3 separate regions of the Homo sapiens genome follow, and all the other regions are linked to region 3. Evidence: read pairs that join two places in POLR2A ChIA-PET (ENCODE). Cell type or tissue: OCI-LY7. All regions are shown on one strand.

The links. Peaks named below come from ENCODE experiments on the same cell type or tissue, not always from the same donor. Only the 100,000 strongest peaks of a DNase experiment are listed, where the experiment ranks them.
Region 1: POLR2A ChIA-PET joins it to region 3 with 6 read pairs; 2 of 35 experiments call an interaction of 5 or more read pairs at or near these places.
Region 2: POLR2A ChIA-PET joins it to region 3 with 5 read pairs; 2 of 35 experiments call an interaction of 5 or more read pairs at or near these places.

What each region holds. Positions count from the first base shown.
Region 1 is chr3:17,932,224-17,940,223 of GRCh38, forward strand. No RefSeq gene overlaps it. Among named protein-coding and RNA genes, the nearest start is that of BALR6, 26 kb to the right of the region's middle. In OCI-LY7, no CTCF peak of the experiment used is centred here; no DNase peak of the experiment used is centred here.
Region 2 is chr3:18,004,491-18,012,490 of GRCh38, forward strand. The region is part of intron 1 of BALR6 (B-cell acute lymphoblastic leukemia associated long RNA 6); the gene reads left to right. Among named protein-coding and RNA genes, the nearest start is that of BALR6, 46 kb to the left of the region's middle. In OCI-LY7, no CTCF peak of the experiment used is centred here; no DNase peak of the experiment used is centred here.
Region 3 is chr3:18,210,254-18,218,253 of GRCh38, forward strand. All of the region lies in intron 4 of BALR6 (B-cell acute lymphoblastic leukemia associated long RNA 6), which reads left to right. Among named protein-coding and RNA genes, the nearest start is that of SATB1, 210 kb to the right of the region's middle. In OCI-LY7, no CTCF peak of the experiment used is centred here; DNase peaks (open chromatin) are centred at 3,718 and 5,598; H3K4me3 peaks cover 744 bases; H3K27ac peaks cover 2,548 bases.

The DNA of each region.
Region 1 (8,000 bases), 280 kb before region 3:
GAGCCCTTTCTCTGTGCCATACACTTTGCAAAGCCCTTGAACTTATTGTTTTAAAACAATTCTATGATGTCACTCTTATTTTTATCTCCACTGCACAGATGAGAAAGATGAGGTTTGGAGAAATTAAGTAATTTGTGCAAAGTCACAGGGCTTGTGTGATTGTAAGGGGTGGGGCCAAGATTAAGTCCACATTCATCTGTTTTGAACCTGAACCCTTAATCAGCATGGTGCAGAAGAAATAAATGCACATTAAATGTCTTAAAAACTTCAATTAAAAAACAAATACTTTTTCCCCTTAACCTCTTAAACATTTCTGGTAAGCAAGTAATCTTAACACACATGCATTTCCTGATAATCCACGTGCTTATCTACATCCAAAATTTAATGTATATAGCAGAACTCGGTAAATGAATTTATTTTTAAAAAACATATTACATCTCTAGGAAATAATTAGTGGTGGGTAATCTTTCTAAAATAGTTCTAAAATTTGGAGAAGGGCAAAAAGCTAAGTTTTCCTAAGCAACATTGAATTCCCCAAATTTCCCTCAATGTAGGTAACTAATTGAGATAGTGTGGTAGTAACACAGAACACAACACACCTACAATCGAACATTTCCTTGAAATCCAAAATTCTCGTTTGTGATTTTTTTTTTGGCTTTTCTGTCTTACAATAAATCCAGGAATTTTAAATTCAGTTTGGCATGTGGATTACCTGTAGGCAAGAAGAAATAATAGGCAATTGTTTTAGTGGAAATTGCAGTGGATTATGAATCTAGACAAGACTTCTTAGTCTGATGTGAGTTACAAAGTAGTTGGTATGACTTTTCAGAAGGTCGCTTCATTTCTCTAAGCCTCAGTTTTCTTATTTATAATAGGCTGGATCAATGGTTCTTATGTTTCTTTGGTCTTTGATGATTTCATAATAGCTATGGATCGTCTTCTCACAAAAATTTCCATACACAATTTTATATACTATAGAAAATTCATGTGTTTGCTGCAGCCCTTTCATGAACGCCCTGGTTGTTTGTGGACCCTGGGCTAGACCGTCTCTAGAGTCCCATTTAGCTCCAATATCGTAGGATTCTTTCAGTACTGAGATTACTTTAATATATTTGATAGAGAAATATGTGTGACTCGTGAAACAAAAATCCTTCAACAAACAGAGAATGAGGTGAAGTCTGTGTGAGAGATGATGGAAAGGCATCTATTTTACTATAAGAGAAAAACGTAAACATTTTGAAAGTGCTCTTGGACTTTGAAGACCTTATAAAAGTCTTTCAAAAATTACTCTGGCACATATTGAAGGATCTTGACTTCTGAAAGGTTTCAACTTTCAATTTTTTGTAAAATTACATTTTCCATCTGATGCCAGAAAGTCAGTGCTGCTTTTGTCACAGCCAGAATCCAAGTGAAATGGCTGCTGGCAGTTCCAAGGAGTCAGAAAAAGTTCATGTGGCACAGGGAGGATGCCCCGTGCACAAAGAAGCTGTGCTGTTCTTCCAGGGTGGGTTTGTGTGCGAGCTGGCACTCTGAGGATGCTAACTTGTCACTAGGGGAGATGCCCAGGAGATAAGATTCTCCCTACCACCACACACTACGCAATTGTTAGAGCTTATATGTCAAAGGATTAACGCTTTTTTCCCCTGAACTGGTGTTCTCATTAAAGCCCTATTGTTTTGCAGTTTGCAGTCTCCACCTCCACATTCCCCATAAAATCCTTTAGTTTTGTAGCCTTTTGATTACCAAAAGTTTGGTTGTCCGTGCTACAGCACTCTTAAGATGCGTATACATCGAGAATGAGATTCTGGTGGTGTTTGTCCTCAGTCACTTGTTGGAGATGACTGACAGGCGGTGAGAGATCAGGTCAGCAGAGCTGGGCTTGTGGCTTGGTTTTTCCTTGGGGCTCATGCAGTTTATTATAATCACTATCTTCGTCAGCCTTGTTTGAGTATCAGGGTATGTAGGTGTGTGTCTACACACACAGGTGTGCTTGAGATTCAGGATCATGAAGGACAACCAAATGGCACAATTCCCCAAGGCTAGAAAAAAAGAGAACTAAGAATTGAACCCTTAATTCCAAATTAACGTCCAAATCTAATCTTCCCCCATTGCTCCAAAGCAACACTGTCCAGTAGAATTTTCTGCAGTGATGGAACTCTTCTTTATCTGTGCTATCCAATATGGTAGCCACTAGTCACACGTGGCTGTTAAGTACTTAAAATGTAGCTAACATGATAGAAAGTGGAATATTGCATTTTATTTAATTTTAATTAATAAAAATTTAAATATAAATTGCCACATATGACTAGTGGCTACTGTACTAGACAGAGAAGCTCTGGATGGTCCTTTCTGATTTTGGTTTTATAGAATAGTCTCCAAATATGAGACCTTGTGTCTTACATCACTGTCATCCTTTTGATGGGCAAACCTAATGATCAACTTAGAATTTAAAAAAGCCTTAGCTTGTCTGTATAAATGAAGATGTGCTCCATTACTGCCTGCTCAATAGCTTTGTTTCTCAGTAATATTTACACCCATCTTTAGGTATATGTGTCACACACACATCAAAGCAGTTTCCTAATGGGTGGCCCTTGTTTCTTACATGTCCCTGTAATTTCTGCCTTGGTGGTACCTGCCAAACACTCCTTTTTCTACCCTTAGAGTTTTTTGTTCTTATTCCATTCACTTCAAAATATCATTACCATTGCAAACAAGGAAAATGTGTTTATCAGAAACTGCAAACTCCTTTAGGGCCTCATAGGATTAATCACGGTTATAAAGTTTTATTAAACACAATTTTTGTTTAATGACAAGCTCCACCAGTCCTTCCCATTCCAAACCAATCCTGTCCTAAGGGTGAATTGCGCTTAGCAGATTGTTTTCAACAGATTCTTCAAGACAATCCCTATTACTTTGTCATGCACAGAGATATTTTTCTTCCTGGATAATTTGAACTTCCTTAAAAATCACATCTGTTTCATACTTTATTTATTTGTAATTTAAATCCTTAAATTGAATCTTTCATTACTAACATCTGGGCTTGAAATGCAGCCCACTTGAAAAAATACAAATTTTATTTTATTTGTAGTTACCCCCCTTCACTCGGTAGCACTGGTACAAACATTCTCTGGCCAGAGGCAAAACAGCCGGGTATCTTAAAGCTGTGATGCTGTACCACGTGTAATGTGGCTCACTTGATTGTCCCTGAAGTGACTGGCAATTTGCCCAGAATTAGACTGAATGCACGTAATAAGCTGTAGAATTTCCACAATATTGACAATTAGATATCTGTATACAGCAGCAGCTGTGTATTGTTCTCATGGTATGGTCCCCTCAAAGCACCTCCTAAAAAGAAAAAAAAAACCTGGCAGAAGGTTGCAGGCAGCAGAAAGGTAATATACATTGTATGAAATATCTCAAATTCAGATTAATAGGGATGTTTCTATTAGCACAGTTTTCTGCAATGGAAATCATGGCTGAAACAGAATGCTTTGGAATAGGAGTTTATAACACCACATCTGTATCGGGTAATTGCTATATTTTTAGCATGTTTCGGAGGAAGATACCTTTTCTCATTTCCATTCATTGTGAAAGGGAGAGAATTGTATCACCAGCGCTTCTGGTGCGTTTCAAGTCTTTAAGAGCGAGCAGTTCTGACCCTGTGGACATGTTGACATGCTCTTACCCTTCTGAAATGGCTTTGGTCGTTTAAAATAACTCTCACTATCCCTGAATGGAAATTAGCCCCAAGAAATCATCTTGTTTGTGGACAGTTTTGATGAAAAAGAGCCCAGCTTCTAATTTGCCATTTTTGCACTCTTAATACACAGAGAGCCATTCAGATAAACATGAAAACATCTCTCCGTGTTCCACCATTTTTCAAAATATTTCTTCACCAGCTCATTGTTCCATGACTGTAGAAAAGAAAAGAGAATATTAAGGAATTGAACTCATAGTTTCTTACTGTCTAGAAGCCACTGCCCACAGTCCTAAGATTTGAACATTATTTTAAACCACACGTTTGAAGTTTGCATTATGAATGGCTAATCTTTGATATTTTGCCCAGTGGATCTGGGGCAGACTGTTGTTGTCTGGAGCCAGACTCGGTAAACTTTGGGTTTTTTGCTGTTTGTCTCCTTGCAATAGAAATGAATGTTTTAAAAGAAAGCTGCTGTTTTTAGAAAAATACCATAAAACCTTGGGAACAATAAGATGTCATGTTTTCTATTGCAGATCTTAATTTATCAAGCTAATTACCAACAAAATGTAGCTAAATTGCTGATAATCTTGAGACTGATTAATTCAGCAACGAGACATTGTTGGGTTCTTTAAAGGTTAGCAGTAGTATTTGGGTAGTGTAGTAACATAGGATTCTTTCTCACCTCAAATTTTACTGACTCCTTCTTTTAGAAAACTCCACATTATTAAAAATGCATTCAATTTTGGTCCAACACATACATTGATTTCCCTATTAATACAAATTAGAGGAGAAAAAGAGAAACCAAATATTAGAAACTTGTATTTTCTTTCCCACAATCCAGTTTAAAATCCTATCTTTTAAAACTTATTTATATTTATACTTCTATTACTTTCCCTTCCCTGAGTTGAGTCTTTAGTAATTGCTTATTAATGATTGCTTTTCGTATTGAAAAAGCATCAGCAGATGGAGTGGGAGCTCCCTTCTAGGAATCAGGAACTCTGAATTCTCCAGTTTCAGTTCTGCTCCTAACAAGCTGAGCGACTTTTAGGCTAGTTGTTTTGCCTCTCTGAGCTTCAGTTCTCCCAAATGTAGGCAAAAGTTAGTAGAACTTGATCTAGAAGATCCAGCTTATCAGAGAGTCAGGGTGAAAATTACCATGGACCCTGAGGTCAGCTTTGGTGATGGCCGTTTCTTTTCCCAGGTGCAAGAAAGATACTTTCTTGGCACCCACTTCTACCAGTCTTGCCCTCTGTATTCACCTGCAGCTGAATCAGTGCCTAATGAGGTCAGATCATGATGTGTATGCCTGTGAACTGAAGACAGGGCTGAGACGGCATGAAATGTTATCGCTTGGGTGTTTCTATTGCCAGCAGCATAACATTGAGTCCCTTTGGTGCCTAATGTACTCTAATAAAGGAGGTTAAAGAGCCAGTACATTAATTGACTCCCGTCCTAAGTCCCTTTTATAACCTGTGCTATCAGCATAAGTACAAGTGTGGTGTAGTAAGGAATATCATTATGAAACAGATTTCCTGAGAGAGGAATTAGCTGGCTCTGGTGGGCATCCCTGCTGTAATGAACACACTTCTGTGTTTATGAATACAGTTATAGATGTATTCTTAACAATTCTGCTGGGGAACAAAAGCTTTCACTGGATAGCCTAACGGAGCATTTTCTTTGACTGGTTTTTGAAGGGTTAATTTGCAGTTTACTATTGAATAACATAAAATGAGCTGTAAATAATGTAATGATACGTATTGTTAAGCTACATATACTATACCAGGTGCTAGTACACCCACTCCTCACTTAGATATAATCTGGGGCAGTCAACAAACACAGATGTATTTTAACAAAGAAAGAGAGAAAGATAAAGACAGAAAGAACAAGAAAAAAAATTAAATCATATGTAAGATAATTTAACCAAGATAGAGATCCAGGTAAAACTTGGCCCATTTTTTTTTCCCTCAGAGTAGCTTCCCTGTACTGGGTGAAATACAACAGCATTTTGGCTTGTTTTTGGAACACACACGAGCCAAACACGTGGGAAACACCTTGACAGGCCTTTTGTATAACTACAAGGAAACTGATAATCCTAAATAAATTACATGGGAAAAATATGAATCTTTGAATACTAGTAATTATAATGGTTATTTTTCACTTTTGTAGCACCTGCAAATGATGTATATATAACAAAGCTTCAAAAAGCTCTAATTAACTTTTTATTTTTTTCCATTTACTGGCTTTAACCAGTTTGCATTAATTGGTAATTTATATCTATATATTTTTACCAAATATTTCTATTACTTTTGAGTGGCTGGAAATCACACATTATTGAATTTATTTTCACTGAATTTGTTTTTAATTTTTTTCAGCCATTTGCTCTAAACTTCTTTCTGCCTGCCCTGCTCTACCAAGGGGGTGGAGGGAAGTAGAAATTTCTGTGTTGAGCTTATGGGCAAGAGAGACCCACTCTTGCTTCTACGGTGCAGTGACATGACTTCTCACTAATAGTGCCAGTCAGAATTCCTAACTGCTTCTACCAAATGTGCGAGGGCTCTGTTTGGAAGACCTCCAGGCTCAGCTTTTCCACAGATTACTCTGGGCTATTCATGGCACAAGATTAGTCTGACCACCATGAAGACAATGCTTTGTTCTGCTTTAGGGCTTAGGAGAAGTCAGACCCAGATGAAGCAGACCTCTGAGGGGGTCTTAAAATGGACACCAAATTTAAAACCTTCCAATTTGCAATTCTGATTATTCTGAAATTAGCCGATTGCTGCCACTTTGGGTGGCAATGCCAGGGTAAAAGGGAGCCTAAGACTGTCTGGGGGCTAAACTTGTGACCGGGGAAGGAGAAAACAGGCACTACTTACCTCAGGAAATTTGGGGGAAGAAGGAAACAACCCATAGTTTTGCTTCCTCTCTTTCTCTTTGTGATTTTGTTTGGGTTTAAACGGACATCTGGGTGCCCCTGTCATCTACGCAGAAGTCTATGTGGTGAAAGGTTTTGACAAGCTTTCACTTACCAGGGAAGAAAAACAATTACCGTCTAGGGGTTGGACTAGTAGTAACTTGGGAGGGCATATTTACCTCCAGAAATCTGAGTCAGGAGGAATCAGACCAGGTGTGTGTGTGTGTGTGTGTGTGTGTGTGTGTGTGTGTGTGTGTGTGTGTGGTGTTTTTCTTTTTTCTTTCTTTTTTTTTTTCTTTTAAAGAAAGAACATTTTAGCTGCTATCCACGTAGAAGTAGAAGCTGGTGGAAGGTTCTGGCTAGCGGCAAGTGCCTCTTAGATCAGGGCCGCATCTCTCTGGCTGACCACCGGACTAGGCCAGAGTGAACGCTGCCTGAAAGTAAGACTTGGGCCTCTCAGGATGCAAAGGCAAGATGGCTGCCGCAGCCATCTGCAGGACATCAAAGTCTGCTGCCTGATGGTGCTTGGGCTGCCAAAGCTTCTAAAGGGTTTGGCGCCTGCCTGGAAATCGATGCAAACTGTCCATCTGCCGCATGGCACTGGCGACAGCTGATTCTTTTGCAGTCTGCAAGATGGACCCGACCTAAGCCAATCGGCCCCGGTCCCTGATTGCACAAGGTTTGTCCGACCCGTTTCATTAGCCAGACACACGAGATACAGTATGTGGTTTTTCATTTTGCTCGGTACGTGACACTATAAACACCAATGGTGGGGATGAACTGAGAAACCAAAGGGGACATACTGCTGCTTCTGCAGAGAAAGCATATTGGCAATGTTCAAAGCATATTGGGGCATAACAGTAGCCTAAAAACCCCAATATGGATTAGGACAGCTGACCAGATGTCTTGACTGACATTTTTAAACATGTTTCAAGGGTATCCCTACAGGACATAAAAGCTAACTATACATCTGTGGACTTCTTTTTTTGTCTCACCCCCACACAGCTTCAACTAAGTGTGTGGTGCATAGAAACTCGGAACGTAGCTAACAGCTCCAGGGACAAAGAAAAGCTTTGACATGCTCAGACTGTGGCCTACGTACCCAGGAAATGCTTGAGCTCCATTTGGAGTGAATGACTACTGGCAGCTGAGGGAATGAATGAACGCATGTCCCAAAAATGGATGTGTGCCGCTCTCCTGCAAGCTGCCCCTTTAAGAGAGTTTTTTTTTTTGTTTTTTTGTGGTTTTTTTTTTTTTTTTTTGGAATTGGAAGCTGTTCCTTCACTGCCCTATGCAACAAGCTTTTATGGACACTCCTGCAATTCAGTGTTCGGTGGTATATTCAGTTTTGCTCTTGGCTGACCTGGTTGGGGCTGTGGCAATCGGAAA
Region 2 (8,000 bases), 210 kb before region 3:
GGCTTGTGCATTCATCACGTAGTTCTCATGCCTTGGTTTTCAGCTCCATCAGGTCCTTTAAGGACTTCCCTGCATTGTTTATTCTAGTTAGCCAATAGTCTAATTTTTTTTCAAAGTTTTTAACTTCTTTGCCATGGGTTCGAACTTCCTGCTTTAGCTCAGAGTAGTTTGATGGTCTGAAGCTTTCTTTTCTCAACTCGTCAAAGTCGTTCTCTGTCCAGCTTTGTTCCATTGCTGGTGAGAAGCTGTGTTCCTTTGGAGGAGGAGAGGTGCTCTGATTTTTAGAGTTTCCAGGTTTTCTGCTCTGTTTTTTCCCCATCTTTGTGGTTTTATCTGCCTTTGGTCTTTGATGATGGTGATGTATGATGGGGTTTTGGTGTGGATGTCCTTTCTGTTTGTTAGTTTTCCTTCTCACAGACAGGACCCTCAGCTGCAGGTCTGTTGGAGTTTGCTGGAGGTCCACTCCAGACCCTGTTTGCCTGGGTATCAGCAGCAGAGGCTGCAAAACAGCAGATATTGGTGAGCAGCAAATGTTGCTGCCTGATCGTTCCTCTGGAAGTTTTGCCTCAGAGGAGTACCCGGCCATGTGAGGTGTCAGTCTCCCCCTACTTTGGGATGCCTCCCAGTTAGGCTACTCGGGGGTCAGGGACCCACTTGAGGAGGCAGTCTGTCCATTCTCAGATCTCCAGCTGCATGCTGGGAGAACCACTACTCTCTTCAAAGCTGTCAGACAGGCACATTTAAGTCTGCAGAGGATTCTGCTGCCTTTTGTTTGGCTATGCCGTGCCCCCAGAGGTGGAGTCTACAGAGGCAGGCATACCTCCTTGAGCTCCAGTGGGCTCCACCCAGTTCGAGCTTCCCAGCCGCTTTCTTTACCTACTCAAGCCTTGGCAATGGCGGGCACCCCTCGCCGAGCCTCGCTGCTGCCTTGCACTTTGATCTCAGACTGCTGTGCTAGTGGGTGTAGGACCCTCTGAGCCAGGCACGGGATATAAACTCTTGGTGTGCCGTTTGCTAAGACCATTGGAAAAGCGCAGTATTAGGGTGGGAGTGACCCGATTTTCCAGGTGCCGCCTGTCACCCCTTTCTTTGACTAGGAAAGGGAATTCCCCGAACCCTTGCCCTTCCTGGGTGAGGCGATGCCTTGCCCTGCTTTGGCTCGTGCTCAGTACACTGCACCCACTATCGTGCACCCACTTTCCGACACTCTCCAGTGAGATGAACCCGGTACCTCAGTTGGAAATGCAGAAATCACCCGTCTTCTGCATCGCTCACGCTGGGAGCTGTAGACTGGAGCTGTTCCTATTCAGCCATCTTGGCTCCACCTCAACCAGTGTTTGAACCAACATTCAACTCCTGACTGCCCATCTCTGAAGTGTCAGCACAGGTTTAGAGGGTTAATTCTCCAAACATTTTTAAGTCAAGACTACTGGCATGTTCTTTTTACTTGGCTTTCCCCCAAAGACAGATTTCCCTAATCAATCAATATTTGGTTGAATGCTACATGGCACTTTTCATACATTTTCCCCCTTCTTACATAACTCACTAAACCAAAATTAAAAGTTCCATTTAGATTGAGTAACTGAGGCTTAGATAAGTTAAATAACTTGTCCAACTTCATGTATCAGCCTCTCATGTTTCTTCCACTAACACTCTGCTCCATTTAAACTTGTTTTTGACAAATCTAGGAAACCTTAGACATTAGTAGAGTACTTTATATGTAAAGAAAACTTACAGTCCAAAAACAGGTGGCATTTTTTCTCATGTTCTCTTTCTCATTTAGCACCATTGAGAAAGATAGTATACAAGTCCTAGAAAAAATATGGGGGGATATGTTCAAGACAACGGGACACAACACTACATATTTATGTCCACTATAATGAATCAATACATCAACCGCAGAAGAGACCCAACATAAATGTTAATACAAGCATACCTCAGAGATACTGCAGGTTCAGTTCCAGACCTCTGCAATAAAGCAAATATCACAATAAAGCTAATCACACGTTTTTATTTTTGGCTTCCCAGTATATATATAAAAGTGATGTTAACACTACACTACAGCCTAAGTGTGCAATAACATGTCTGAAAAATGTACATAACTTAATTAAGAATACTTTGTTGCTAAAAAATCCTGATGATCATCTGAGCCTTCAGCAAGTTGTAATCTTTTTGCTAGTGGAGGGTCTTGCCTAGATGTTGATGACTACTGATTGCAGGGTGGTGGTTGCTTAAAGTTGGGGTGGCTGAGGCAATTTCTTAAAATAAGACAATAATAAAATGTTCTGCATTTCAGGAAATATTTCTCTATAGCATGCGATGCTGTTTGTTTGCATTTTACCCACAGTACAACTGCTTTCAAAATTGGAGTCAATCTTCTTAAAACCTGCTGCTGCTTTATCAATTACGTTTATATAATATTCTAAATCCTTTGTTGTCATTTCACCAATGTTCGTAGCATTTTCACCAGGAGTAGATTCCATCTCAAGAAACTATTTTCTTTGCTCATCCATAGACACAATTCTTTATATGTGAAAATATTATGAGATTGCAGCAATTCAGTCACATCTTCAGGTTCCACTGCTGATTCTACTTATCTTGCTATTTCTATCACATCTGTACTTCCTCCACTGAAGTCTTGAGTCCTCAAAGTCATTCATGAAGGTTGGAATCAGCTTCTTCCAAACCCCTATTAATGTTGATCTTTTGACACCTTTCCATGAATCATGAATATTACTAATGGCATCTAGAATGGTGAATTATTCCCAGTAGGTTTTCAATGTACTTTACCCAGATCTATCAGAGGAATCACTATCTATGGTAGGTACAGCCTTATGAAATGTATTTCTTAAATGATGAGCCATGAAAGTCAAGTTTCTCCTTGATCTATGGGCTGCAGAATGGATACTGTGTTATCTGGCATGAAAACAACATTAATATCCTTGTACATCTCCATTAGAGCTCTTGGTTGGCCAGGTGCGTTGTTAATAAGCAGTACTATTTTGAAAGGAATCTTTTTCTGAGCAATAGGTCTCAATAGAAGCTTAAAATATTTAGTAAACCATGCTATAAATAGATGTGCTGTCATCTAGGCTTTGTTGTTCCATTTACAGAGCATAGGCAGAGTAGATTTAGCATAATTCTTAAGGGCCCTAGGATTTTTGGAATGATGATAAGTCAGCATTGGCTTCAACTTGAAGTCACTGGCTGCAGTAGCCCCTAGCAAGAGAGTCAGTCTGTCCTTTGAAGCTTTGAAGCCAGGCCTTAACTTCTCCTGTCTAGCTATGGAAGTCCTAGATGTCATCTTCTTCCAATAGAAGGCTGTTTTATCTACATTGAAAAATCTGTTGTTTGTGTAGCCACCTTCATCAATGATTTTAGCTAGATCTTCTGGATAACTTGCTACAGCTTCTCCATCAGCACTTGCTGTTTTACCTTGCACTTTATTGTTGTGGAGATGGCCTTTTCCTAAACTTCATGAGCCAATCCTGTTAGCTTCTGCCTTTTCTTCTGCAGTCTCCTGACCTCTCTCTGCCTTCATAAATTTAAGAGATTCTACTCTATTATTTAGGACTTTGCTCTGGATTAGGCTTTGGCTTGTGGAATGTTGTGGCTAGTTTAATCTTCTATACAGACCACTAAAACTTTTTCTAGATCAGTAATAAGGCTGATTCACTTTCTTATCAGTTGTGTACTCACTGGAGTAGCACTTTTATTTTCCTTCAAGAACTTTTAGTTTGCTTTTGCAACTTGGCTAACTCTTTGGCACAAGAAAGCCTAGCTTTTGGTCTGTCTTGGCTTTCATTATGTCTTCCTTACTAAGCTTAATCATTTCTAGCTTTTAATTTAAAGTGAGAGATACGTGACTCTTCCTTTCACTTGAACATTTAGAGGCCATTGTAGGGTTATTAACTGGGTTAGTTTCAATTTTGTGTCTCAGGGAATAGGGAGGCCTGAAGAGAGGGAGAGAGAGGGGGGAACGGCCTATTGGTGGAGCAGTCAGAACATACACAATACTTATCGATTAAGTTCGCCATCTTATGTGGACACAGCTCATGGCATCCCAAAACAATTACAGTAGTAACATCAAAGGCCACTGATTACAGTCATAATAACAGATATCATAATAATTAAAATGTTTGAAATACTGTGAGAATTACAAAAATGTGACACAGAGACATGAAGTAAGCTGATGCTGTTGGAAAAAATGGTGCTGACAGACTTATTCAACACGAGGTTGTCAAAAAGTTTCAATTTGTAAAAACTGCAATATCCATAAAGTGCTACAAAATTAGGTATGACTCTATTAATACTGCCAGAAAAACAAGATTCCCTGTTGCCTGGTGGAACTGTAAGAAGCATTGACTGCTTTAGCTAAGTATTGTTGCCAGGGTCAGTTTTGTCATTTGGCAAAGAGGCAGTGACCAGAGTTGATTAACTAATGTCGTTAAACTAGGGGAAGGGTTGGGGGAGGTGGTATGTTGGAAAGCCTGATTCGTAGCACTTGCCAAAATATAAATACTGCAAGTCTGATTTCAAGCTACCAATGGTTTAACAGTGGGCTCACAAAATTCCTGAAAATTGAATAATTGGCTTTCATAAGCTAATATGACCTAGCTCTAGCATACCACCACAGCTCTTCTCTGAGAACCAATGCCCCAGTTTCTGGTAAAAGATATCCCAGGAGACCTTCCTTCCTGTACTTGCCCAGGATTTCCCACGTAGGCTTGCGTCATGGGGGTGATGCTGGTCCTGTCATCACATTATAGTGGCTGGTGATTCAGGAAAATCCCCTTTAAGGAAATCTCTCAAGTGTGCTCAATTTTGTATGAGAAAATAAGAGTGAAAATGCTAATAAAAATCAAAGATACCAACTTATCAGGGAGCTCTCGGTGAAAAACAGGTTAGAAATAATGCCCAAATAGCATATAGTTTCAATTTATTCATTGTACACTAGATGCAGTTAAATGAAGTCTCATATCTTGGGACAAAACAAGAGCGAGGGCATTTTAAACTGGGCACATTTTCGTCTATAAACAGGCAGGTACATTGATGGAGGTGAGGAAGTCCTTTTAATTCATCTCCACGACCAGCATCACTAGGAAGAAGAAAGACTAGGATCACATCAAAGCATATGTTCAGATGTGGCCAGCAGAAGCCTTGGCTGTATTGCTGTGGCTATTTCTCCTTTCTGTGGTGTCCTGGGAAGCTTGGTCTAGGCATGGTGAATTTTTCTTCTTTGACTAAGTTTGCAGAATCATAAGATCAAATGTTTAGAAGGGCATTTAGGTGACTGCATATACATCCTCCTCAACATCCCTGACAATCATTTACTTAGTCTTGAAGGCCTCCATTAAAAGGGGGTACTTAGCTTCCTGATGCTTCTGTTTACATTTCTAGGCAATTCTGTTTGGTGGAAAATTTCCCCTCAGGCAAAGTAGGATCTTCATTTCTGCAGCTGATCTTTTGGTTTTTCTCTGGACACATAGCATCTAGGATGGACACACAGCTTTACAATTAGTCAGATGCATTTCAATTCAGTTCTACAAACATTTCCTGAGTCCTTATCATGGCCAGAATACAAAGATGCGTTAGCTTAGTTTCCATTCTTGAGAAGCTCATGGTTTGGCAACTTAGAAAGTTTCGCAAAAAGATAATCTAGTTCCATTATGTATTCTATAATACGTGGCCTCCTTTCTCTTTACTTCAACCACAAGCTTACAACAGCAGCTTCCATCTTCTGACATGAGCTCATCATCCCAACCAGCAATTTGTTCGTCTAGGGGTTTGTCCCTGACCAAACTACACCATCAGTAACCACAGCCATAGTTGATTGGTCCAAGAATGGGCTCCTGACCAAAGCTGGCCACTCAAATCTTTTATCTCAGATTTTAAAATTTGGTATCAAAAAGGGTATAAGCCAGTCTCTCTAATGACTGACTTTCTAATGACTGCAAAGCTGTGCAGTGCTGTAGCTGATTCCTGACACTCTGTAGTGAGAAGGAATGAAGCAGATGTGCAGAAAGGAGAAACAAGTAATGGAGAGAGGGTCCTGGCAGAATTTCCTTCCTTGGCTCCAGTGTTCCTGAGACTTGTTTCTATCCCTGCCCTTCTCATGCCCAGCTCATCTCTGGGTCAACACATTCCCCTTTGAATGTTTTGAAATGTTGAAAGTTTTAAGCTGCTTTGCATTTTGTTTCATTTTTGTTTGTTTGCTTGCTTTTTTTTTTTTTTTATTTAGAAGAGAAAAGGGCAAAATGAAGGGATCAGAAAGCAGTGTTGATGCTCCATATCTCCACCCCTTTGCTGGGGCAAACTTGACCAATGGGTATCACAGATGGACAGGTTGTGTATCAAAAAGAGGAAAAGGCTCATGTTTCCTTGGAAGGCATTTGGTTGGTAGTCAGTGAGAGATGGAGAAAAACGAAATAGGAATTCAGGTGGCAGGCAGCCTGCTGTTGAGTGGGAATTATTCTCTTGGTGAGAGAGGTTTGTATTCACCTCTGCTTGCTGAGGGCATCTTGTCTGTTTACTCCGGGTCTACTGCTGAAACAGTTAACTTCTGGGTGGTGCAGTAAGCTTGAATAGAGATGGGGCCCTTCCTTCATCAGTTAATAGAGGGTTTACTATATACCAGACACTATAAATTGATATTTACCTAAATACTTGTATATATAATTTCAAATTTATTTACATATAAGTCCCATGGTATTATCATGAAGTTGGGATGTATCCACATTTTACCAATGAGGAACCAGAGACTGGAAGAGTCAATCAGTTGTTTGAGGCTCACAGAGTTACAGAGTGACAGTGGGGATGGGAACTCAGCTTCTGACTCCAAACTCTATTGTACATCCCTCTCTTCTGAGAGAGACAGAGAATCTGGCTCTTTAAGTATCTGCCTGGTTTGAGGACTGCTGCAGCAATGATAATCCACCAGCGTGGTCTGGAGACTGAGTTCCCTGGGAAAGGCCTCCTTCTCACCTCCAGCACTCTCTCTATTTCCTGCATAAAGGGAGGAGTGAATGTTTCAAGGCAGGTTTCTTCTCTGGCAAGAGCCCAGGACTTTGCAGGCTGAACCAGCATCCTACAGCCAGGTGCGTCCGGCCTCAGTCACTGTGCCTGGCCAGGTGAGGCTCTGGGGTTTCATCTGCCTGTGGTTGGCAAGACTTCTGAGAGGGCTGCCTAATCCCAAATAATAATAATGACAATAGTGGTGATAATAGAGGGCTTTATGTGTGCAAAATGTGGTTCAATCCCAAAAGGTCCAGGAACACTATAAAAGATCCTGATAAGTATTATTATCTCTTGGGCGGGCAACAGGTTTACCTTGAGGGCAAATGCTGCAATGGGAGGTAAAGAGCCTGAGAGGTAATGAGATCAGGTAACAATAATGATAGCAAGTGCTAATGCCAGTAGCCAAGAAAAAGGACAAACGGGAAGTCATGTTTGGAGACTCTGGGTTAATTAAAAAAGAACTCTTCTTGCCTATTTTCCTTTGGGCATGAATTATCAGCAACAAATGATAGAGCACAGGCTCTTCTTCAGAGCTAAAGAGATGAGCCCTGTTTAGGTGGCCATCTGCTTTGCATGTGTGGAGAATGTCTGGTCTGCACAGTGCACACTCAAGGGTCTCTGGGGTTTCACAGGGAATGTTAATGAATAAACATAGTCGAGTGTAAGGCAAATATAGTACAAATAAAATGAGAGCAATGTGACAAATGGCAAGGTATGCTTGGCTTCAATATTGGGGCACGATAAGGAGGGGTGGGGTCTGCGGCAAACTAGAGGGAGAACCATGTGCCACCACTGAAGGAAGCAGCTCTATTTAAATCCAACCAGAGCTGGCCCTGTGTTGCCAGTTCTTTCAATTTTGGGAAGAAACTGAAACTCCAAATTGTTGTGGAGAATCTCTTAAATTTAAAATATTGTTAACTACTTTGAACATTTTCAAATGCTGTTGGCTACATCCTGTCTGGTTGGGGTTTTTCGCCTAAGGA
Region 3 (8,000 bases):
TTCAAAGAGCTTATGGCTTCATATGGGAGATTGAAAAGTGAACAAACCCACTATAAATCCATATGCTGACTGCTGACATAGAAGTGTGTATACCTGGTGCTGTGGGAGCATAGAGAAATGACAAACTGGACAGTATTAGCGTTTCTGGAAGGTAAGATCAAAATTCAAAATGGAAATTATGTTTGGGATGAGTCTTGATGAATGACTGGGAATTTCCCAAGAAGACAGTGTTGCAAGGGAGAAGGATAAATTCCAGAATAAGGAACAGCATGTGCAAAGGGAGGGAGAGAGATAATGTGTGGGCATTCTGGACATTTTGGGAAGTTCAATAGGAATCATAAGATACATGGACTTTGTCCTGAAGATGATAGGGTTCTAGGAAGGAAGTAAAATGATTATATTTACATGTAAATTAAAAAAATTAAAAAAAAATGACAAAATGATAGAAAACGCAGAATTTGGTGACTGGTTGAATGCAGGACTTGAGGAAAAGCAGGGAGGGCTGGAAGATTTTGAGGATGGGGTTACTAGCATCTCTAATCAGGAATACAAAGCAATGGAGGAAAGTGAAAACCTTTGAGGTGCCCATGGAATATCTTCACATGGCTGCTCTATCTCAGCTAGAAGTGTAGCATAAGGGAAAGGGCCAGACTCTGGACGTAGATTTGAAAGCAATCAGATTCAGATGTCAGTTGAAGCTCTAGACATCGAAGAGATTGTTTTATGATTAAAAAACAAAAACAAAGGCCAAAAAAAGGAATGCTGGGACCTTTGAGCTAACGTTTGGGTGAATGGAAAATATAAAAACAGAAAGTAGATGGGGGAATAGAGCAAGGAGATAGAAAGTGGAGAGTGGAGTCACGGAAATTAAGGTAGGAGAAAAGTTTATGAAGGCAGTGGTCAGTAAGGTCTAATGCAGCAGAAGGTGAAAAATAAGCACAAAACAGACACTGTGGCTCCTTCTGCTTGAAGGTCCTACTGAACTTGAGGGTAGCCACAAGTTGAGGCCAGGCCTTTATGGGTGCACCATATGGTTTGTGGCTGGATTACAGAGTAGGGAATTCTCCACAAAGGTCAAAGGCTCTTTTTCAACCTGTTTTGTGGTAGCAAAAAAACATGGCCAAGCCATGTCAGATCCAGCCCCTGGCACAATGGCTGTGCCATACACAGAGAGAAACATGACCTCAGCTCGTGTAAAGTCTGAATAAATCTTCCAACAGAATGTTTAATCTCTGAATGGGCAAAACATTATATAGCATAAAATCTAAGAGAGGATTAGAAAAAAACATGTAAAATATGATGGGATTCAGGAGAAATCTATTCACTGTATTTTGCAGAAAAATAACAGGCCAGATAAAATAGTCATCATTCAAGGATGAATAAACAAGCAAATAAAACCTCATTATGAGGCATGTGAAAATTTTTGCAACTTTAAGAAATGAAAATATAGCACTCAAGAGGCAGAGGAAGAGCACACTTTGAAAAAGATTTACTACAGGAAATGGGAATAAATTTTAAACAGCATATGCTTTGTGATCTAAATAACATTCAAGGACCCCATGAAGCAAGAGATGAAAAATGAGACAAGAAAACAGACTGAAGTGAGAAGAAAATTGGTTGAGAAACTGGAATATAGAGGAAGATAAAATGAGGACAATGTTATAAAACTAAATATGAAATATGAAAATTAAAAGTACATTAGAATTAATAAAATAATTAGCAAAACATAATCAAGTAATAGAAAGGACAAATTTGAGGCATAGTCCTTCAGAACTAAAGGAATATGTAAAAGAGGTGAAAACACTGAGAAAGGAAACACTAGAATTTGTGGGCAAATAGTAGAAATTCGACATGAAGACAACCACTATCCCTAAAGAAGACATCTGAACAAATAGAAAACTAGCAATGGTTCTGGAGTGTATAGAAAATAACAACATTCGCAAACTTAAGAAGCAAGTCAGTATTCAGATCAAATGGGTTTGATGTGAATTAGGTAAAATTAATATAAAGAGACCAATTTCTATAGAAGTCCAGAATTTGAATTCCAAAAAAATACACTGGAACGTAAACAAAACAAAATAAAACAACCAAAAATAACAAACAAGTTAGCAAAAAAGGAAGAAAAATCAAGGCCAGGAATTAATATAACAATCTCTACAGAGGCCCAATTTGGGGCAAAAAATAAGATCTAAGAACACTGTATCTGGGCATGTTGTTACTCACATTTGAAATCAGCAAAAAAAAATTCTGTGAAACAAAGTGTTAGAAAGAAAATCAATCAAGTTCTGTTCATGAAAAAAAAGTTTTTTCAGACAACCATGAAATGAGTCCAGTAAAAAAAAAAAAAAAAACCTGATGGACAAGGAAGGTGTGCTATGAAAGGACCGGCAGTAAGCATTGAATTATTTTAATATGGGATAAAGTCTAAATTGTTGTAAATATAATGTAGTTCAACAGAGTTTGCAAACCTGATCAATGATTCTTGAATGTTAAGATATAGAATGTAGATAATAATCTTGAAGAGATAAGAAGTTGGTTCTATATTCCCAGCAGTGGAAGAGAGGTAGTAGGAAGGAATAGCATGAGAATATCTTCATGGTACATTGGAGGAAAGTGGTAGACAATGATTCCCTGTGATGTGGACAGACAGTGTTGTTTATTTTTTAAAAGTAAGATTTAGCAGACTTCGAAGTATGATGCCTTTACATTAGAAGAGAGAAAGGGGAAAAGAAAACATGTATGATAATTAAGGATAAATATCAAAGGAAATAGCCAAGAAACTGAAACACAATAATACATGAATATGCACAAATGTATTTGAGTAAGCACAAACATGTAATTTATAATAAATGTAATGATTTTATTATATTAAATGGCAAAGATTAGGTCCCAATCAACAATAGTTCTCTACGAAAGATACCTAAGAAAGAGTAACTCAGAAAAGTAAGTAAAAATTCCAATAATAAAAACATTATCGAATCAAACCTATGGTGTTTAGTAAAAGCTATAAGCAAGCAAAAATTTACAAAACGTACTTTGTTTTGTAACAAAGGAGAAAAAGGAGAAGAAATTGTTACAAATGAAAGCAGAAATTTAGTGGAGAAAAATGAATAGAATAAATAAATCTTTAATTGGTTCTTTAAAAAACGCAAACAATAAATAGAACAAAAAGAATAAAACGTAGAAAACTCCATTTATCTTAATCGAGGAAGTAATGAGAAGAGACAAAAATTGCATATGAAAGGAGAGGTCATCTCAGATATAAAAACATTTGAAAATATTTATATAATGAATCGTTCTCATTTATATCAAATATGATTATTAACTGATGAAGGAGCAGAAAACATTCTCAAGAAGAAATTGAAAAATATTGTAAAAGTTAACCTGTGCAGGTCATTTAAAGAAAAAGTATTTCAATTTTAAACAACAAATAATTTTCTGACTTTATCAACTCTTTCTGGGCATTAAAATATGTGGGGACAAAGTTCTAATTCAATTACTGGCAAAACCCTAACATCAAAAATTGATAAAACTGGCTGGGCGAGGTGGCTTATGTCTGTAATTTCCAGCACTTTGGGAGGCCTTGGCAGGTGGATCACCTGCGGTCAGGAGTTCCAGACCAGCCTGGCCAACATGGTGAAACCCTGTCTCTACTAAAAACACAAAAATTAGCCAGGCATGATTGCAGGCACCTGTAGTCCCAGCTACTCGAGAGGCTGAGGCACGAGAATCGCTTGAACTGAGGGGTGGAGGTTTCAGTGAGCCGGGATCGCACCACTGCACTCCAGTCTGGGCGACAGAGCGAGACTCTTGTCTCAAAAAAAAAAAAAAAAAAAAAGCAAAACCGATAAAACTAATACAAAAGGGGAAGAGATAAGATACTTTCAGAACTATGAACATCAAAATCAGAAATGTAATATGAAATTTATCTAGCTGTTTATGAAATAATGCAAAGAAACTCCCAGAAGATTTTGTTTCAAAAATGAAGAGATAATTAAATATTATTGATTTATTATTATAATTTTCACATGAATATGTCATGGGAGAGAAACGGATTGAACATCCAAATGTATACCGAAAATTAAGTTGAAAAAATTGCAACATCCATTTCTAGTAGAACAGCTGATAACTAGTACGAGGATAAGAATGAAGTCTTCTTTCTCAAGTTGATCCAGCTTATTTATCTCAATACATGATATCTAAAAATAAGACTCTAGAAATAGTCACTTTAAAAGATAAAATAAAAAAAATACAAGAAAGTTCCTTGTGATGAATGTTATTCAACATTGTTCTGTAATTTATTAGCCAGGAAATAAGATCAGGCAAAAGAAAAAAAAAAGTATAGTTTTGAAGAGGAGGAGGACAAATGTTTTTTTTTTTACTGACATTGTGATTATCTATACAGAAATCTCAAAAACAGGAAGAAAGCAATTAAAAAACTAATAGCCTTAATGAGAGATTTTATCTAGGCAACAAATCATAAGCCAAGTGTACAAAAATCAATTGGTTCTATATATATGCAAGCAATAATTAACTAGAAGATTTAATTTAAACATTCCACTCATAATAAAATAAATAAATTATCTAAGACTATATTTAATAAGAAATGTTTAAGATCTACAGGAAGAAAATTACAAAATGCCATGGTTTTAAAAGAAGATCTGAATCAATGGGGAGAAACACTATACTTTGATCTATTTGTTTGCTGAGAAATTGTAAGGCTGTCAGTTTTGAATGGGGCTTTGAACAACATAATCTTATCCCACTAATGAACATACATGCAAAAATCTGAAGCTAAACAATATCAAATCAAGTCCAGCAGCATATGAAAAAAGTAATATATCTAGAGCAAATAGAGTTTATCCTAAGAATGCAAAGATTAATCAGCCTCAGAGCAGAGAACTTGTTCAGCTTATTCTCATTTTTATTCCTTGCATTTATCATAGCTCTTGGCATATAATAGGTGCTCAATAAATATGTGTTGACTGAACAAATATGATGTAATCTTTTAATTTATTTTGCTACATTAACAGATTAAAGGAAAAAATCTACAACATATCTTAATTGAGCCGAAAAAGTATTTCATAAAATTCAATATCCCCTTTTTATCACTCTAAGAAAGCTAGAAACAGAATGAACCCTTTTATCTTGTTAAAGTTTTTTTTATTAGAAAACAACAGCAAGTATTATACTTAGTAATGAAATACTAGATTCAGGAGCAGGGAAAATGTGCTTAATATCACCTCAACTTATTAAAACTTTACTGGAAGTCTCAATCAACATAACAATAAAGAAAAATAAGAACTGTAAATTTGAGGGAACTAAGAGACAACATAGTAATTATTCACAGATGATACCATCTTATACTCAGAAAATAGAAGAGGCTGAAGTGAGAACAGATAATGCTAAGCAGTGAATGTTTGTGTCCCTCCCTCCCAAATTCATATGTTAAAATCTTAATCCCCAATTGGATGGTATATGAAGATGGAGGCCTTAGGGAAGTGAGTAGGACATGAGAGTAGAGCCCTCATGATGACACTGGTACCCTCACTAGAGACAAGGGAGAGATTGCTTCCTTTCTCTTTCTGTCATGTGAGGAAACAGCAAGAAGGTGGCTGTTTACAAGCCAGGAAGTGGGCCCTCACCAGAATCAGACCATTCTGGCACCCTGATCTCAGACTTCCAGCCTCCAGAACTGTAAGAAATAAATGTTTATTGTTTAAGCCAGCCAGTCTGTAGTATTTTGTTACAGCAGCCCAAGAAGACTAAGATAGAAAAATAGAGACCAACTCCAAGATTCATGTCCTAGAAATAACTTAACAAAATTAAATAATTGTCTCGCAATTTTAACAAAATAATTAAATTTTTAGGGATGAAATAAGAGGAGCAAGACTTAGATGAAAAAAAATGTTATAAAACTTATGGAAACCCTGAATAAATGAAGAGAAGACCATGTTCCTAGATTTTAAAGGTATTACTTCCTTTTAAATTATCAATAACTCAATGAAATCTTAATTTACAATTCTAGAGAAACTCAACAACACATCTGCAAACTTTGGAAAAGAAAAGAAAAGCCAAGATATTTCTGGAAAAGAACAGTGAGGGAGAACTTATCCTGCCAAACATGAAAACAAATTATAATCTATAATAACTAGTAGAATGTGATATTGGTCAGAAAATGAGAATCAATGAGTGGACCAAAAAGAAAAGGAAATCTAGATGTCTAACACATGTGCTTCACTAAAAGAAAATTCCATACACATTTAAAAAGCAGTGAAGTGTTTCCTGAAATTTAAAAATATAACGGTAATATTTTTTAAAACTTTACATAAAGTTACATAAGAACTCATCCCCAACTGTGGTTGGAGCTTCCTCACAACATGGCAGTTTCATGCTTCTCGCAAAACAGTTTAGGGCCCCAAAAATGAATGTCCAAAATGAATGGGATAGAAGTTGAATGACTTTCTACCAATGGCTTAACCTCTAAAGCCAACAGAGTCACTTCCACCATACTCTATTGGTCAACCAATCACTAAGGTTGGTCTGGATTCAAGGGGAATACAAATACACCTCACCTCTTGTTAGGAATGCCAAATAATTTGAAAATATGTTTTTAAATCACCATACACTTTCATTCAAAAGTGGTACACCTCACAGCTTTCAGTGTGAGATATACCCTGGCTTGAATACCATTTTGGTCACTTACTATTTCGATTTGTGAGTATTTAATAAATTAGCACATGTAAGATACTTGGCATTACCAAATTAAATGTTTTTTTATACATAACTTCGTTGCTCTAGCTAAAAATAAAGGGATTGTAATTTGTTTGTTTGAATAATCATTAACCATATGATGTAAGGTGTATGACCATAATGAATACACCTTGTGCTGCTGTGCCACAGGCTGAGAAATTTCAAGAAATCAACAGTAGGTAAATTCCTATGATGTGTCAGTTTAGCATGACAATAAAACTCCTGGGCTTCCTTTACCCTTGTAGAAAGTAGGAAAAAAGTGCATGTGACGCCCAGAGGACTCTCCACAGTGTATATTCCCAAATACGTAATGTCTAGTTTCCTACTTTTAGAATAGTATGGTTTTAAGCAGAAAAAAAAAAAAGAAAAAAGAAAAAAAAATCTCTACCTGAGTTGAATACATACCTCCTTCTCTTTCTAATCTCTGGCATTGTCACATATGTCTAGAAAATTCGACATTTATATAGAAACCCTTCCCAGGGTTCACTATACAACTCTCTTTGCTCGTGCTTAGATGGTGAGTAAGGGCTCATAAAATGCATATCACATCATTATATTGTGTTTAAACATTTTTATTTCTCCAGAGAATTTAAAATATACAAACATGTGACTCTGTGAGGAAATGATCCAAAAAAGATTATAAATACAGCTATAAATGTCAAAGTTCCTAAAACATTTCACTGGCTCTATCTTCAGAAGAAAGTGTTTACACATAGAGCACATGCCAGCATGTTTTATTATTGTTATTGTGGGCATTAAATGTTACAAATGCAATCTGTTTGACATATATATAAACGATGGTCTGCGCAAACATTTAAGGATCACCTCAAACGCTGTGAAGCTGATTAGGAAGAACAATTTAGTAAGGCATGGGCAACAAGCTCCCCCTTGCAAACAAGACATTGTCGTCCCTAGGAAACAATGAGAAATTCAGTTTCAGTTTTTAACTTAATAAATGTTTAACTTCTAAATTTTGCTCATTTCCCTTTCTGATTTTCTAGCAAGGATTATAGTAAGTGGTTAGTCATGACTTGCTTTCTTGTATGACCCACTCAGGATCATCAAGATTTCTTCTATTTTCTTAAAAAGTAATAGAAAAAAAAGAAGGAAGGAAGGAGGATGAAAGAGAGGACGGAAAGGAAAGAGGAAGAAAGGAGCGAGGAAGGAAGGAAAAGGAGGGAGGAGATGAAGGAAGGAGAGTGTTTTCTCATACAGACTTGTGGTATCTAGTCTACACATTGGTTTCT